Regions from separate parts of the Homo sapiens genome. Here regions 2 and 3 are each linked to region 1. Evidence: chromatin contacts called from ENCODE Hi-C or POLR2A ChIA-PET data. All regions are on one chromosome and are shown on one strand. The core of a region is the stretch at or near the end of the contact, and the rest is flanking DNA. Distances in the headings are between cores, read along the strand shown. Region 1 holds the start of STT3B (STT3 oligosaccharyltransferase complex catalytic subunit B). Region 2 holds the start of PDCD6IP-DT (PDCD6IP divergent transcript). Region 3 holds the start of RBMS3-AS3 (RBMS3 antisense RNA 3).

What was found. Hi-C counts contacts between places; a loop is a spot of excess contacts on that map. ChIA-PET counts read pairs that join two places held with the same protein, here RNA polymerase II (POLR2A). Pooled maps may share reads with other maps.
Region 2: a map of naive thymus-derived CD4-positive, alpha-beta T cell shows a loop between it and region 1 (10-fold over the local background). The contact joins the promoter of PDCD6IP-DT here to the promoter of STT3B in region 1. A Hi-C loop is called at or near these places in 1 of 168 maps with a recorded cell type or tissue (naive thymus-derived CD4-positive, alpha-beta T cell), 1 of 37 single-sample maps with no recorded cell type and 8 of 50 pooled maps. POLR2A ChIA-PET finds 5 or more read pairs at or near these places in 2 of 52 experiments (GM12878 and activated B cell).
Region 3: a pooled map shows a loop between it and region 1 (5-fold over the local background). The contact joins the promoter of RBMS3-AS3 here to the promoter of STT3B in region 1. A Hi-C loop is called at or near these places in 1 of 37 single-sample maps with no recorded cell type and 4 of 50 pooled maps. POLR2A ChIA-PET finds 5 or more read pairs at or near these places in 1 of 52 experiments (GM12878).

Annotation. Positions count from the first base shown.
Region 1 is chr3:31,531,033-31,535,891 of GRCh38, reverse strand. It overlaps STT3B (STT3 oligosaccharyltransferase complex catalytic subunit B), which reads right to left and starts at 2,967. Exons shown (of 16, transcript NM_178862.3): 1 at 2,580-2,967. The coding sequence starts at 2,893. RefSeq lists enhancers at 1-293, 294-795, 2,235-2,294, 3,145-3,284 and silencers at 2,455-2,604, 2,685-2,814, 2,845-3,074, 3,385-3,644.
Region 2 is chr3:33,796,281-33,801,139 of GRCh38, reverse strand. PDCD6IP-DT (PDCD6IP divergent transcript) reads left to right here and starts at 2,621. Exons shown (of 2, transcript NR_183731.1): 1 at 2,621-2,745; 2 at 3,118-4,859. It overlaps PDCD6IP (programmed cell death 6 interacting protein), which reads right to left and starts at 2,510. Exons shown (of 18, transcript NM_013374.6): 1 at 2,203-2,510. The coding sequence starts at 2,411. RefSeq lists enhancers at 1,814-2,347, 2,294-2,643.
Region 3 is chr3:29,278,671-29,283,529 of GRCh38, reverse strand. It overlaps RBMS3-AS3 (RBMS3 antisense RNA 3), which reads left to right and starts at 2,591. Exons shown (of 3, transcript NR_109804.1): 1 at 2,591-2,799. It overlaps RBMS3 (RNA binding motif single stranded interacting protein 3), which reads right to left and starts at 2,459. Exons shown (of 15, transcript NM_001003793.3): 1 at 1,774-2,459. The coding sequence starts at 1,848. RefSeq lists an enhancer at 3,555-3,604.

The DNA.
Region 1 (4,859 bases), core at 1,718-4,217:
TAATTAAGAAATGTCAACATTAAAACTATATGCAGAATACCTAAATTAAGTAGCTCTTTAAAACAGAGATGTATACTTTCAAATGGTACAAATTTAGCTAAATGATAATGTGTCAGAAATGCGTTTTCATATATATAAAAAATGAAGCAAAACATATTTTCTTTTTTGAGTCGGAGTTTCGCTCTTTGTTGCCCAGGCTGGAGTGCAGTGGCGCGATCTCGGCTCACTGCAACCTTCGCCTCCCGGGTTCGAGAGATTCTCCTGCCTCAGCCTCCCAAGTAGCTGGATTACAGGCGCCCGACACCACTCCCGGCTAATTTTTGTATTTTTAGTAGAGAGGGGGTTTCACCATGTTGGCCAGGCTGGTCTCGAACTCCTGACCTCAGGTGATCCACCTGCCTCGGCTTTCCGAAGTGCTGGGATTACAGGCGTGAGCCACCGCGCCCGACCAAAACATATTTTCATGTGCATGAAAAAGAATTATGCCCTCCAACCACACTACTGAAGCTGGAAAAAGAAAACTTTTAATACTTAGCTACACTAAAAAAAAAAAAATAATAAAAATAAAAAATAAAAAATAAAAATATTAGCCACTTTACTTGTTGAGCCTTTTCATTATTGCATTACTCAATTTTAGTGGGGATCTTTGGCTGACTTGATGCAGATTTCTAATCTTAAGGAAAAATGACCAAAATCTCATCATTCAGTAGTGAATTTTTCTGCAATCTTTAATTTCAGCCCCAGAGTTACTATTAAACAGTCGTTAGCCTTCCATTTGTAAAAATGTTACTATGGAAATATTCACAATTTTGTTACCTGAAATGTTTGGTCAACCATGCATTTCTGCTATTTTAATCTGAAAAGAGAACTTTCTCTTTTCATATTGTCCAGTAAATACTAGTTTTCATTTTCTGGTTCCAATTTCATTTTTATCTAACTTGCTTAAGTATTTCAAAACAAGACCACCTAATAATATTGTGTCAATAAGCCTTCACAGGTATTCTTAGGCTCATAAATAGTCTACACTAACATATTTTCTTCTGTGATTGCACGTTAACAAAAAGGTTATTTTTTAAAAAAACTAGTGTTAGAAAACAAAATCAAAACTTCTAAAATGGAATGAAAACATTTCATGGAAGACTGTCACAGTAATTAACTGATCTAAATTGAATTGTCCATGAGTGGGCCCCTCTGGTGTTCAATAGATGTTGCAGTACCAATTTTTCTCTCCATAATGCAGAACTTAAATCTGGTATATTACTATACAGGTAAGTTACTGCCCCCCTCCACCCGAACACTTATTATCTATATAGTTAGTAACTCTCAAAAAAGACTCTCTCTCTTTGAATCTCAAATGATGAAACAAATATCCTGAAATTTAATTAGGTCTAACTGTGAGGAAGTAAGATTAACTCAAGGTTGACAGGTCAATAAGATAACACTAGTTTAAAAGGCATACTCTCAGAGGGGAAAATCCTAACTCAGGGGGAAAAATCCTAACTCGGGTTGGGCAAGTTGCGAAAAAAAAGTTAAAGCAATCTTTCCATCTAGATAATTCACAGACCAATGTAGTGTCTAAGTTAGCTAGTGTTGTTAAGAGTGGGGTAATTTCCTAAAACATTCAGGTCAGTCCCTTACACCATGTGCAACTTCGGTATTACAATCTAGGACTCCCATCACCGTGGTACTGTTTGCTCTTATCCACAAACCTTCCTGCAGACCAATAAAGGAACTAATGCAATGCTTTCAGATACTGTGCATAACACACTAAGGGTGACAGTGGCTAACAGGGTAAGGATCTTGTTCTAAAAAGCAACCCAAGACGATAGTGAAACAGTAAGGTGCTGAGTGCACTTAAGAGCTCTGAAAAAAAGCCACTCTTTAAAATACCTAATGATAAATAAATAAGAGTAGCTAGCTTTCAGATCACTTTCAGGGGTATTATTTCCTTCCCTCCAACACGCCATTCACTCTCCTTTTCCCTTCTCGTATCATGAGAGCATAAAAAGAAACAGTAAAAGCGTAAAACTGCAAGGGTGAGCAGCCGGGGTTCCGGCACATCTGGACCCACCTCCAGCGGCAACAGGGCAGCCCCCCTGGCCGATTCCGTCTGAACTAGCAAAAACGCGCCCGCAAATATGAAAGAACGCGAAAGCAGCGGGCGAGGAGGGCGGGGAATCGACCGACAGTCCGCGGAGGAGCTACCTGCCGCCTCCTGGCGTGGCGGGTCCGGACTCAGCGACCAAAGCGGGCTGCGAGGGACTGCACCCACACTCCCGGCGGCTGCACCCACACTCCCGGCGGCTGCATCCACACTCCTGGCAGTCTTCACACTAGCCCGGCCGAGAATCAAGGTTTCGCTCCTGGACCCCGACGCCCCGCCTCAGGCTGCACGGGGCAAACTTCGCCCACGGGCAGGGGGCGCGCCCGGAGCTCCGGGATCCGCGCCGGCCTCAGCCAGGACGCGAGCGGGGCTCCGCGGCGGCGCGGGGCCAAGTCGAGGAGAGCTGCGGCGGGCGGAGGAGCGGGTCCCGGTTCCCCGCGGGCCACGGGCGGGGGAGGGGCGGCGAGGCACTTACCACGGGTCGAACTCGTGGATGATGCTTTCGAAGCGGATGACGGCGAAGAGGCGCGAGCTGAAGCCGGCAAGCCAGGCCAGGAAGAGGATGGTGAAGGAGAGAAGCGACTGCCACCCAGCCGGCTGCGACAGCCCCCCGGACAGCCCCGCCGGGGCCGGCTTCGGCGGCGCCGCGCCGCCCGCCGCCTTGTGCGCGCACTGGGCCCCGGGCCCGTGGTGGCCGTGCCGGCTGTTTCCCAGGGCCATGAGGCCACTCCACGGGGACGAGTTGAGGGACGACTTGTGCTTGCTCTCCGGGGCCGAGGGCTCCGCCATGTTGTGCCCCGGCGGCGGGTCTAGCTCTCCTCCTCCGCCGCCGCCGCCTGGTGCGAGGGGTGCTGGGCGGGGACCCGGAGGAGGAGGAGGAGGAGGAAGAAAAAGGAGGAGGGAAGAGCTCTGCGCGCTCCCGCCCTCAGCGCCGCGAGGCCGGCGGACTGGGGGTGGAGGAAGCGGCGGCGGGGAGTCTCCGCCTCAGCAGCGGCCGCAATCGCCGCTCTCTCAACCCAGATGGCCCCGGCGCCCCACTAGCCATCCGTATCCCCAGTGCAGCTGCGGCGGCGGCGGCGAAAGCCGACGGGACGAGGGCGCCAGGAAAGAAGCAGCAGACGGAGGCGGCACCACGGCTCTGAGAAGCAATGACATTCCCTCTCTAGCCCGCCGCCCGCCCAGCCGAAAGGAGCAGGGGGAGGAGCCCCCTGGAGTCCGGGCGGAGCTCAAGCAACCTCTGACTCCGCCTCCGGCCCGACAGGAACTGGCCCCTCCGCCTGTCACAAAGCGACAGGTCCGTTAGGGGGCGGGCCCAGAACCGCTGCGCCCACCAATAGGGGCGCGAGCTGGGGCGGAGCTTGACCCAACCGTCTCCCCCTCCCCCCCACCATCCCGGCCTCGCGCCGATTCGCCCGGAGTGGCCGAGCTGCGCGGCTACGGCTTCATTGTCAGTTGAAAGACGCGGTTTCGCGCGCCTGTGCGGTCGGCGAGAAAGGGTACTAGGCGGCTCCGCTAGGTTCATGGAGCTGAGCTGGGCCGAGGGGCGGGAACTGCGGAGCGGCCTCGGTCAAACTCGTCTTAAAGGACGCGGAAAGCGCCGCACCGACCAGCAGGACGCTCGCGGGCTCTCCGCGGTCGTGACTTTTAACCCGCTTTGCGCGGAGCCCTCACCACGTGACGGCCGCGCAGGCGCATTATCCTAGCCCTCGGCGCGTGGGTCGGGCCGAGGGGTTCAGCAGCCCGTGGCGCTCCTCGGCTGGCGCTGCGAGTGAGCCCGCGGCGGCAGTGACACAGCCTACCTTGCTCATTGCCCTTCACGTCCCGCCTCCGGCTTCTGCGGCCGCGGGAATCCGAGAATGTGAGCAAAGACAAGTTTTCCGACACCGAAAACTCGTTGGAACCGGCAAGCGCGCCCCTAGCTCCGGCAGGCAAAATGCGACCTTCTCTCGCCCTTTTTCGTTTGTACTCCGAATTGCGAAAGTACTGTATGTTCACTGGAAATATGGGAAAATGCAGAAATACATTAACGGCTGCATACATTCCGTCGAGTGAGTGAAACTAACTTACCCTGGACGTTAAGCTGTTTCCAGTTCTCACTTTACTAAATAATAATAGAACGAAGGTTCTTGTGCACGTCTACCTTGTATTTTTATAATTCCTTTCCTTTCCCCACTTCCCTCCTTGTCCGCTAAAATAAAGTGCTACCAGATAAACTCAGGGCAAAATGAGCTTAAACTAAGTGAGGTAGTGGGGAGACTCGAATTGCTCTTATATAAACCCCATAGAAAGTACGGAGCTTTCGGCGTAATCGGTGCTCAGTAAATACTTGTTCATGTCAATTCACAGCTAATTGTACATTTTATTAGGTAAGTAACATCTGGATATTAAAGGGCATATTAATGTAAAACTATAAAGGCCCTGAATTATTTTCTTAGGTGATTTAAATTTTTCTCTTTAACTACAAATTGTGTTTCAATATTAATAGAAGTCTTAAAATATTAGATAAATGAACCCTAGTTATTTTGAGGTAGCTCCTTGAAAGTAAGGCAACTCCAGCTACCCTTTTAACCTGCTAAGTGGTTACGTTTTGTCTTGTTTCCTTAAAAAAACCATAAATAGTCTTATTAAGGAAATAATGAAAAGGTTTCCAGAAATAGACTTTCTCACCAACAGTTTAATAGCCGACATTTATTGAACGTACACATTTTAATGAGAATTAGGATAAAATATTAACTGCCTCTGTTATACAGAGAAA
Region 2 (4,859 bases), core at 1,372-3,871, 2.3 Mb before region 1:
TAGTAATATCTCCAAGCTTACCCTAACCCCTCTAGAAGCCCAAAAAGTGAAAATACTTAATATTTGTTGAATTAATGTGGCAGGAGGGGATTATACAGAGGTGACTAAAGAAACATGGTTAGTTTCAAAGAGACTATATCTACAACAGGTCCACTACCTAGGAACAGTTCACACATTTAAGTCTGGTAAAAAGAATAAAGGAAGGAACAAATGAATTAAGTTTTAAAGTTGACAGGAGAACCGTATCCAAACCATTATCCACCAACCTCCCATGTCTGTTAGCTTAAAACCCATGCACCAAGTGCTTCTGAAGACCCCAAATCTGAGGGCTGGAACCAAATTTGATATATTCAACAAGATTTTTATCACAGGGCTCATTATACCACAACTATGTTTTCTTAATATTACTAATGGAAAATCCTCACTGAATGCTATTCATGCCTACATAAAAATTACCTTGAAATTGTTTAATTATGTTAATTCTAAAGAATGGCTAAGTATTTCTAGGTTAACTTTAAAAAAAATGCTTATGCTATTAGACTAATGATCCTTGCAGCCCAACAGTTGTAGCTCTAAAATTTGACACCAAGGGGTCTTAATTCCTCTGAGCAATCTATTCAGTACCCCTTCCTTCGGAGAACCAACCCTTCCCCAGTCCGGACTCATCTTGCTTTGATCCATGGGGTAAGGAGAAATTAAACCGGCTGGATGACTCAGATAAGGGCAATTAACTTAGCCCATTTCCCACCATCATAAATGGGTGCAAACAAACCCAGGAGCCTCCCATGGACTTCCACCAGAGCTAAGGAGAAAAGCACTCCCTTCTGTAAGATACTGAGTGTTGCGGACGATTGTTATTACACTACAGCCATCCCTCTCAATACATGAACAAAGCTTTCGAGGGAAGCATCACGGAGGCAAGACGATCTCCAGTGATACCTAAAGCTAAGGAAGGAATATCCCTAGACTTTTCAGTTAGCAGAATAAGTCTTACTTTTTTTTTTTTTTTTTTTTTTTTTTGAGATGGAGTCTCACTCTGTCGCCCAGGCTGGAGTGCAGTGGCGCGATCTCGGCTCACTGCAAGCTCCGTCTCCCAGGTTCACACCATTCTCCTGCCTCAGCCTCCCGAGTAGCTGGGACTACAGGCACCCGCCACCACGCCCGGCTAATTTGTTGTATTTTTAGTAGAGATGGGGTTTCACCGTGCTAGCCAGGATGGTGTCGATCTCCTGACCTCGTGATCCGCCCGCCTCGGCCTCCCAAAGTGCTGGGATTACAGGCGTGAGCCACCGCGCCCGGCAGAATAAGTCTTTTCTTAGCTCAAGCTAGTTTAGCCTGGGTTTCTGCTACTTGGATTGGAATACAATTGTGATTCTCCTGTGAAACAAGTAGAATATACTATACGGAGAAAACGAGATTAACAAGGTATGCAAAAGAAATGTTTAACTATAAAATCGTAAAAAATGTTCTTATAACTATTAAGTATCATGAAAGGAACCCTCATTAAATCAGCATGAGCTAAATAAGCGTTTGCTAAAATAACAAATTTACTCTACTGTGTATATATCTGTTTGTGAACAAACTGCTTTTAAACAACCTACCTTGAACGGTTCAACTATGTAACTAGAGTTTTATTTCAAATAGTTGTAGCTCCTAACTTTCAGAATTCTCCATCTATCATTTGATTATTTTGAACTGAGGAAGACGGTCCATTTCATGTGGACAATGTGATGAGCTGATCAGACATTTGGTCCAGTGTCCCAATTCCCCCACTTCCCCCACTGCCTTCAAGCAACTACTATTATGAAATCAAAATGTGGCCCAAGAAAGACAGTGATGGAAAAATGGGGCGAAAGGGGAAGCTTCAGTTAGAGACCCAAAAAAGTGAAGACTAGTTCTAAGTAAATGTGGCAAAAGAGATCAGTACAGGGCAGACTGCTGCTCCCAGGTATCTGATCCACGGAGCCCTCGCCGACCAAGGGCTAGAGCAGACGTGCAGGCAGGACAAGCGGGCAGTCACAGCGGGCCTGCAGGGCGGGTCCTGCTCACCAGCAAAGAATGCAGACCACACCTACGCGCCTGGTCAGGCCGGGACGGGGCGGCTCCGCCCAGGTTACAGGATTGAAGGAAGGGGGGAGACGGGAAGAGGAGCGGCGAGCGACGGCTGGCAGACAACCTACCCACTCCCAGCCCCGCGCCCACCTCAGGAGCGTCTCGAGCGCGCCCTCGTGCTTGTCCAGCGGACGACCGACTGCGGCGCGGCGCAGCTTGCTGAGCTCCTCCGCCGCGCGGCAGTACTGGGCCTGCTCTTCCCCGCCGCTTGGGTAAGTCTGCTGGATGAACTTCACCAGCGGCTTGGCCAGGTCCACCTCTGAGGTCTTTTTCAGCTGCACCGAGATGAATGTCGCCATGATCAGCGCCTCCGCCGCCGTTCGGGCCAAACAGACCGCGGACAGCTTACGAGGGCCGAGGAGAGAGAGGTACTGGGCTGGCGGACTGGCGGACTGACTGGCTGACAGACTTGCGCTCCGCCTGCGTTCCGGGTCCGGCAACTTCCGGGAGCTCCAGCGCAGGCGCACTGGATGCGGGGTCCTTAAGCTGTCCGCGGTCACGTGAAGGTGTCGCGGCGGCTACGCCCACCTGGACCCAGTTTACCCTGTACTGTGCTGCAAAATATTACTTTCTCCCCATCTGGAATTCTTCCCTTCCTCCTTCCTGCCGCAGTGGTGTACTGAGCACTTTCACGTAAGAGTATTCCTCCACTCGAACAACCCCCCGGAGAAGTACTGGTGTCACTGCCACCTGCGAGAGTTTGCGGCTACCTCCCCAAGAGGCAGTCCCAGGGTTATTGTGACCTATGATGTTTATTCAACTACTGTTGACGGGCTGCTGTGCACAGGGAACCTAGTAGGCAAGACCCCTGCCATCGTGCAGCTTACTGTCAGGTTGACACAGACCTTAAGGTAAACGGAAAAAGTATCAGGAAAAAAACAGGGTGCTTGGGACTTAGGAGATGTTAAGATCGCTTGGAGGACCCTAATTTAAATAAGATAAAGTAGGTTTTCTCCGAGTAGGTTAACTGAAAATGAACCTGTGTCTCTGGTTGCTGTTTTGTAGAAAGAACAAAATTTTAAATAAATTAAAAACGACACCTGTAATTTGAGAAGATGCTTGATATCAGAAGAGGAGAAGAGTGGAGAGGGGTGGAGTGGCAAAGGAGAGCCTCCAAACCAAAAGCCTGCGGCAGAGGCCCTAGGAGGCAAGCACTTAACCATGTTTCAGGACTAGAAACGAAACATGTGACAAGACCTTTAAAAACAAATAGAATGGGATGGAATAAAGTTGGATGAGTAAGCAGGCATCAAATCATTCAGAAACTTGTTGTCCAAGTTGAAGAATTTGTTTAGTATTGTATAATAAATGCAGAGGAAGCTATATACACTTATAATTTACATTTTTTAAAGGCCACGTTGTAGCTCAATCGGATAGTTTGTCTTTTGATGGGATGTAGTATACAGTATCATCATGGTATATTCCAGGCAAAAATATTTAACTTGAATCTGTCAAGCCTTTGCATCTAACACAGTTTATAAAAAATACAACAGATAGATGAACAAACTAAATGATGCCAGAGGAAGTAACTAGACAGATCCAGAAGGTGAAACATTCTGCAGGATAACTGGCCCATCTCTTCAACAATTTGTCATGATAAAAGCAACTGCTTTATGAAAAGAAATTTAAGGGACATAACAGTTTGAATTGGATCCTGGTTTGAACAGACTGTCTATAAAATGCATTTTCAGGACCATTAAAGAAATATGAATGTAGATGGACTGAGTATTGGATAAAATAGAACTGTATTGCCATGGAAAAGATCATTAACTGAAAAGAGCAAGTCACGAAATAGTATGTTACAGCATCTCATTTTGGTTTAAAAATGCACATATATGTATTTATGTACAACTAAAAAAATAGTGGGCTTATACCCTAAGGTGTTAGTATTGGTAATCTTTGGAAGTGGAAATGTGTATTTTTTTCTTTGTGTTTGCCTATCTTTTTCATTGTAACTTTTGCAGCACATAGACTACTTTCATTATAGTAAAAGTTTATTTTACCACAATTTTTTTTTTTTTAGAAAGAGTCTCACTCTGTCACCCAGGCTGGAGTGCAGTGGCACAATCTCAGCCCACTGCAACCTCCACCTCCCAGGTTCAAGCTATTCTCCTGCCTCAGCCTTCTGAGTAGCTGGGACTACAGGTGCACACCACATGCCTGGCTAATTTTTGTATTTTTAATAGAGACTGGATTTCGCGATGTTGGCCCGGCTGGTCTCGAACTCCTGGCCTCAAGTGATCCACCCGCTTTAGCCTCCCAAAGTGCTGGGATTACAGGCGTGAGCCACTGCACCCGGCCTATTTTACCACAATTTATAAAAATTTTTGTTTATTTTAATTAAGCTATTCTATGTTAAAATAAGTAGCCACCCTTGGCTGATGCATAAAGAAAAAATTAGAGGAAGGAAAGAATGGAGGCAAGGAGGCAAATCATGAGACCATTTCAGAAATCAAGACGAAATCAGGAAAGCTAACATTAGCAAGAGTGAACCAAACTGATAATATCTTTGAGTTTAAAACTGAAGAATTTACCAATGAACTGCATAGGAAAGTAAAGAAAAGAGAGTGGTCAAGATAGGTCCTGGTTTTGGGGCCTGAACATCTGAGTGGTTAGTAGAATCATTACCAGTTGATAACCCATGGAAGAGGGTGGGGGATGGGTGGTGTCTTGTAGGTTGGTTGACAGGACTGACCCATTGGGAAGATAACGAAGAAGCAAAGTATATGAAAAGAGGAGAAAGGGTA
Region 3 (4,859 bases), core at 1,342-3,841, 2.3 Mb after region 1:
GCTCCTCTCTTTTCCCTCACTACTCCACTCTCTCTCTTTACCCCCCATCTTTCTCTCTCTCGCACACACTTTCTACTAGTATAGCTCATCCAGCAGCCTGTGTCTTTGAAAAAATGTGCATAACATTCACTATTTCCTGTTAGTAATAGGTTAAAAGAAGTCTCAAACAGAAAAACAATTATGTTATTCATTTCAATCTAAAGTTTCTTTTCTGAATATATACCATAGTAGAAAACAAGGACCCGAAACAAAGTGTAATTTTTGAAACACTTGGAAAAATGTAGCCAAATGAGTAAAAGGGATGGAATGTCTGATATTTTTCATGCAACCTTTGAGTTTATTGTTTTTGTTTTGTTGAGGCATGAGAAATGACTGTAAATTTTCCCCTTTTAACTTGTCCTTGCTCTGCCATTTCCTTGAGGAATGGCAGGCAGCATTCTCAACCTAACACCCCCAAAGAGTTAAAACTTAAGGCACCGAGCAGGAGGGCTAGTCTATTTAAGCATCAGCAGCACAAACTAAATGCTCACAAAGGCAAATAGCAGTGTGAGTCGACCTTGGAGGGGCAGGGTGGATTACAAAGCAATTGAAAAAGAAAAAAACAAAGCAATAATCTTTTGTATAATACTGAAAGTCTGCTTCCCAGTCTGGTTTACAAATAGGCGTTGCTGGACGAGACAAAATAAATGACAGATAACTACAGCATGAATTACCTAACCCTAATCACATCACCGAGTCCTGGTGACAGCATAGATCATTCAGGCACGCCTTGTTCACTCTCGGCATATTTATTTATTAAGGAGACGGTGGAGTCTGGCTAATGCTAATGCAATACAAAATAATATCACCCGTACACTCGAGGTGGTCACTCCGCTAACATGTTTTCCCCCTAATCAAGTCCAATTTAATTGACAAATCGGAGCAGTGATTTCACACCTGAGAGTCTTTCATGTCTTAACTGCAGGATAAAGTTCAGGGTAGGTACTGCCCACTGCTTACTTACGTGGGCTTGCCTCTGGGCCCCTAATGGTCATTTGACACACACACATAAAGCCTAAAGTATTTAACCAATTCAAGTCCAATTATGATCAGTTACATTTCATTCCTTTTCAAGACTCAGGCCTCCTCATGGCAGCTACACAGAAAAATAGATCTTCTAAAAGTAAAGAACATCTATTGTAAAGCAGTCTGTAGCATGCTGATCATCCTCAACATAAAATAAAATAGGCAAGGCAAATTAAAAATAAAAATAAACTCTCAGAGACTCTGGTAGGAGCCCTATACCTTCTCACACCCTTCTTTCATTCTATACCCTGCGATTAAAAGTTTGAGTTACCCCCACCGTTGCACGTCCTATCCAGTGGGAAAAACCCTTTTAGAGCCACAATCAAAGAACAGCTCACCAGAAAAGCCCCTGAAATTATATTCTTGTGCCTGGTAATCACTGTTGTGATCTGCTTTCTAAAAACCGTGCCCATCTGCAAAAGACGTTCCTGATATCAGGACCATTTATGCTGCCAAATAACAACAAAGAAACTGAACTCAAGTGAAACTATTATCTCTCCTTAAAGAGAAAGCTACAATTCCGGGTTTGCTGCTTTCTTCTTATGTCTTCCTCTGCCTCATTAACTCCATTGGTATGTCACTAATTTCAAAGAAGCAGGAAGAAGTGATGGGGGTGGGGGTTAACTAATAATTCACACGCCTGTCTGTTTCCCATCCCAAGTGCAGAACGATACCACGCTGATCGCCAGACCGTGGGTCAAGCCATACCTTGGTTTGGAGATAATGAGGATAGTAGTAAGTGTACTGGGGGTACATTTGTGGCTGATCCAGGCGTTTGCCCATGTAGCTGGAATCTTTATCTCCGAGGCAGGGAACTGGATGACAGGGTATAGTGCCCCAGGCCGAGCTTCCTCTTAAACCACTATTCCTGACAGTCCCGGTGACTGATGAGGCTTCAGAGACTCCACCACTCGCTAGTTCCAACACAGCAAGAATTTTTTTAAAAAACAAAACAAAACAAAAAACACACACCAAAGGAAAAAAAAAAAGGGCGAGGAGTGAGATCTGTAGAAAAAACACCCACACACAGCCTTCCCAGATCTTGCCTGGCTTCCCCCAGCTGCCGGGGTCCACTTGGGATGAGGCAGTTTGTTCTCTAACCAGGCTGTCTGTAGTGATGTCAATTGCCAGCGTTCGTAAAGGGGGAAAAAAATCAAAGTCCTTTTAGCACAACTCCGAATCCTTGCAGATCAGCTTCCTGTCTCTTGGTTGTCTCTTTCCCCACCTTAAAGAAAAAGAAAAAAGAGAGAGAGAAAGAGAAAGAAAGAAAGAAAAAGAAAGAAAGAAAGAAAAAGAAAGGGGAAAAAGAAAAAAAAAAAGAAAAAAAGGAAGAAAAAAAAAAAAAAAAAACCTTGTACAGCTTAGTTGCTGCTGTCTCCCTCCCAGAGTGACATGGTGTTCGGGGCTTGTCCTGTCCTTTCATTCACTTCCCCTCCTTCCAGCCGGTGGGTGGAACCGAGAGAGCCTCTCCAGGGAGCAGCGTACGCAGTCCAGAAGGCTGCAGTATTTCCTCCAAGAAAAAAAAAAAAAAAGGCTGCTTCAACCCCTGCTGCAAGCAAAGTTCCGATTCCCTCTGCTGGCTATCTCGAATAGCAAGCGATTTTTGCAGCAACGCTGCTGCCGCTGGAACTGAACCTGAAGAACTCAAATGCGGGCGGTGGATTATTTCTTATCCCTCCTCCATCTACCCCACACAAGAGCTGCTTTTTGTTCCTCTTTTTGCCAAGTTCCAAGGTAAGCCACACTGCTAAACAAAACACAGAAGAGAGGGAAGAGAGGACGAAAGAAGGAAGGAGGAGAAAGGAAAAGAAATAAAGGCAGGGGAACTAACCTTGCTGGTTAAAGGGGAAAAAAGTAAGTCCCGGATGCTTTCAAAATCTGTTAACACGCTAGAGCCAGACGCATCCAAGAGCTGATTGAGAAACTAACCTTTTACTACCTGGAAAACTTGGTGGATGTTAAGTATTGAAGAAATTTTAGGGTCTACTCCAGGACTACTATTAATGCCACATGTCATCAGATTGGACTGATCAACTGAACATATCAAAAATAATAACTTTTTTAAAATACATCCATTTTGTAAAAAAAAAAAAAAAAAAAATCAAAGGAAGTGACCCCTTAGGTTCGTCAGATATTTTACAGATAAAATCTGTTTCTCCCATTGTCTCTCTCTTTATGATTATTTTGTTGCATTGATGCTTTAATCACTTTACTGATATCATCTAAAAAAAAAAGAACAAAAATCATAATTGCTTGGCAGAGTTTTTTCCCACCAATGATAATATTCTGTCATGTCTATCAGCTGCTACATTATAATACAAATTGTTTCAGATAAAATATATTTCCTTAAAGGGTCCCTTTTCAAGGCGGGCGAGGCTAAAATTAGATGTGCCAGCTGTGTTTTGCTGCGAGTGCTCACGCATGCCCAAAGCGTGGGCAGACCAATACTGAGCTCTTTTCTACTTTGTCAAGTCGGCTCTGTTCTCCTGAGCCCAGAGTCTCCTATTTAGATAAAAGGTCCCTGGTACAAATCCAGCTTCCTAGTCAAGAAGAACAGAGAATTTGGGCTCAGTGCACACATGGTGTCCATCCACATACAAGCCGCACCACCCCTAAAGCAACTGGCTTCCACCGAGGGGAACTGGTTTCTGGAAGCTGTGTGAGTGCATACGTGTTCCTTGGATAAAAATAAGGATGGCAGGTAAATAGTTTTATGTTTTACTTTTGACAAGAATAACAATCAGAAGGAAGGAAGGATGGAGGGTGAGAGGGTAAGAGTTAGGAGGCCCTGACAACATGGTGATTGAGAATATTAAATCAACCCCACCTATCTCTTAAATGTATTATTTGGGGCCTCAGTTGTCCCATCTATAAAATAGAAATACTGCCAACTCTCCTGGCTGAAGGCAGTACACTGAATCAGACACTAAAAATGACACTGATTTAAAAATCCTCCAGTGGTGTCACGTTTCTCAAACAATAAAGTCCTGACTCTTTGGAATAGGTTTCAGGACACTTGACGAGCTGTCTGGCCCTGGCTTTCTACTCTAGTCTCGGACTTTCAACTCTGCCCCTCACATCCTATACCGGAGTCACTCTGAGCTACTTTCAGGACAGGAACATGCTCTCAGAGGCTTCTGTCATTCCCTCTTCCTGGAGTGCTCTCCCAAGTCCATCTCCACCTCTTTTACCCTTCAGCCTGTCCTTCAGGTCTCAGTATGGATATCACCTCCTCACAGTAGCTTTCTCTAAACCCTTCCTTCTCTGCTGCACTTTATATTTGCCCTCATAGAAGGCTTATTCTACATGTATTTGCCTGCTTATTGTTTGTTTCTTCCATGATGTTCTAAACTCTAGGGGGGCAGGAGGTCACATTGTTCTCACTTGCCTTTATATTTCCAAAAACTTGCATAGAGTTGAGCACAAAATGGGTGTTCAGTAAATGTCTGAAGAATAAAATGTTAGACATAATTAATAATTTTTCAACCTGACTTACATCCCTCTTTCAGTACATTTCAGTCCCTGTTACAGGTCAAGAATTGACCTGGGTGCAGGATATAGAGGCACATGAATCAGAACAAGGTCCTTCTTTCATCGAGTTTATATTTAGTGGGGAAGGGGGGACAAACAAAGGGATAAAGAAGTAAATATGCAGTATAATGTCAGGAAATACAAAGCGCTGTAAGGAAATATGAAACAGAGTAAAGAGAAACAAAGTCACAGAGATTCTACTTTAAACAAGATAGGAAAATGCTCTCCAAGGAAGAGCCTTGGAAAATGCTTTCCTAAGGTCA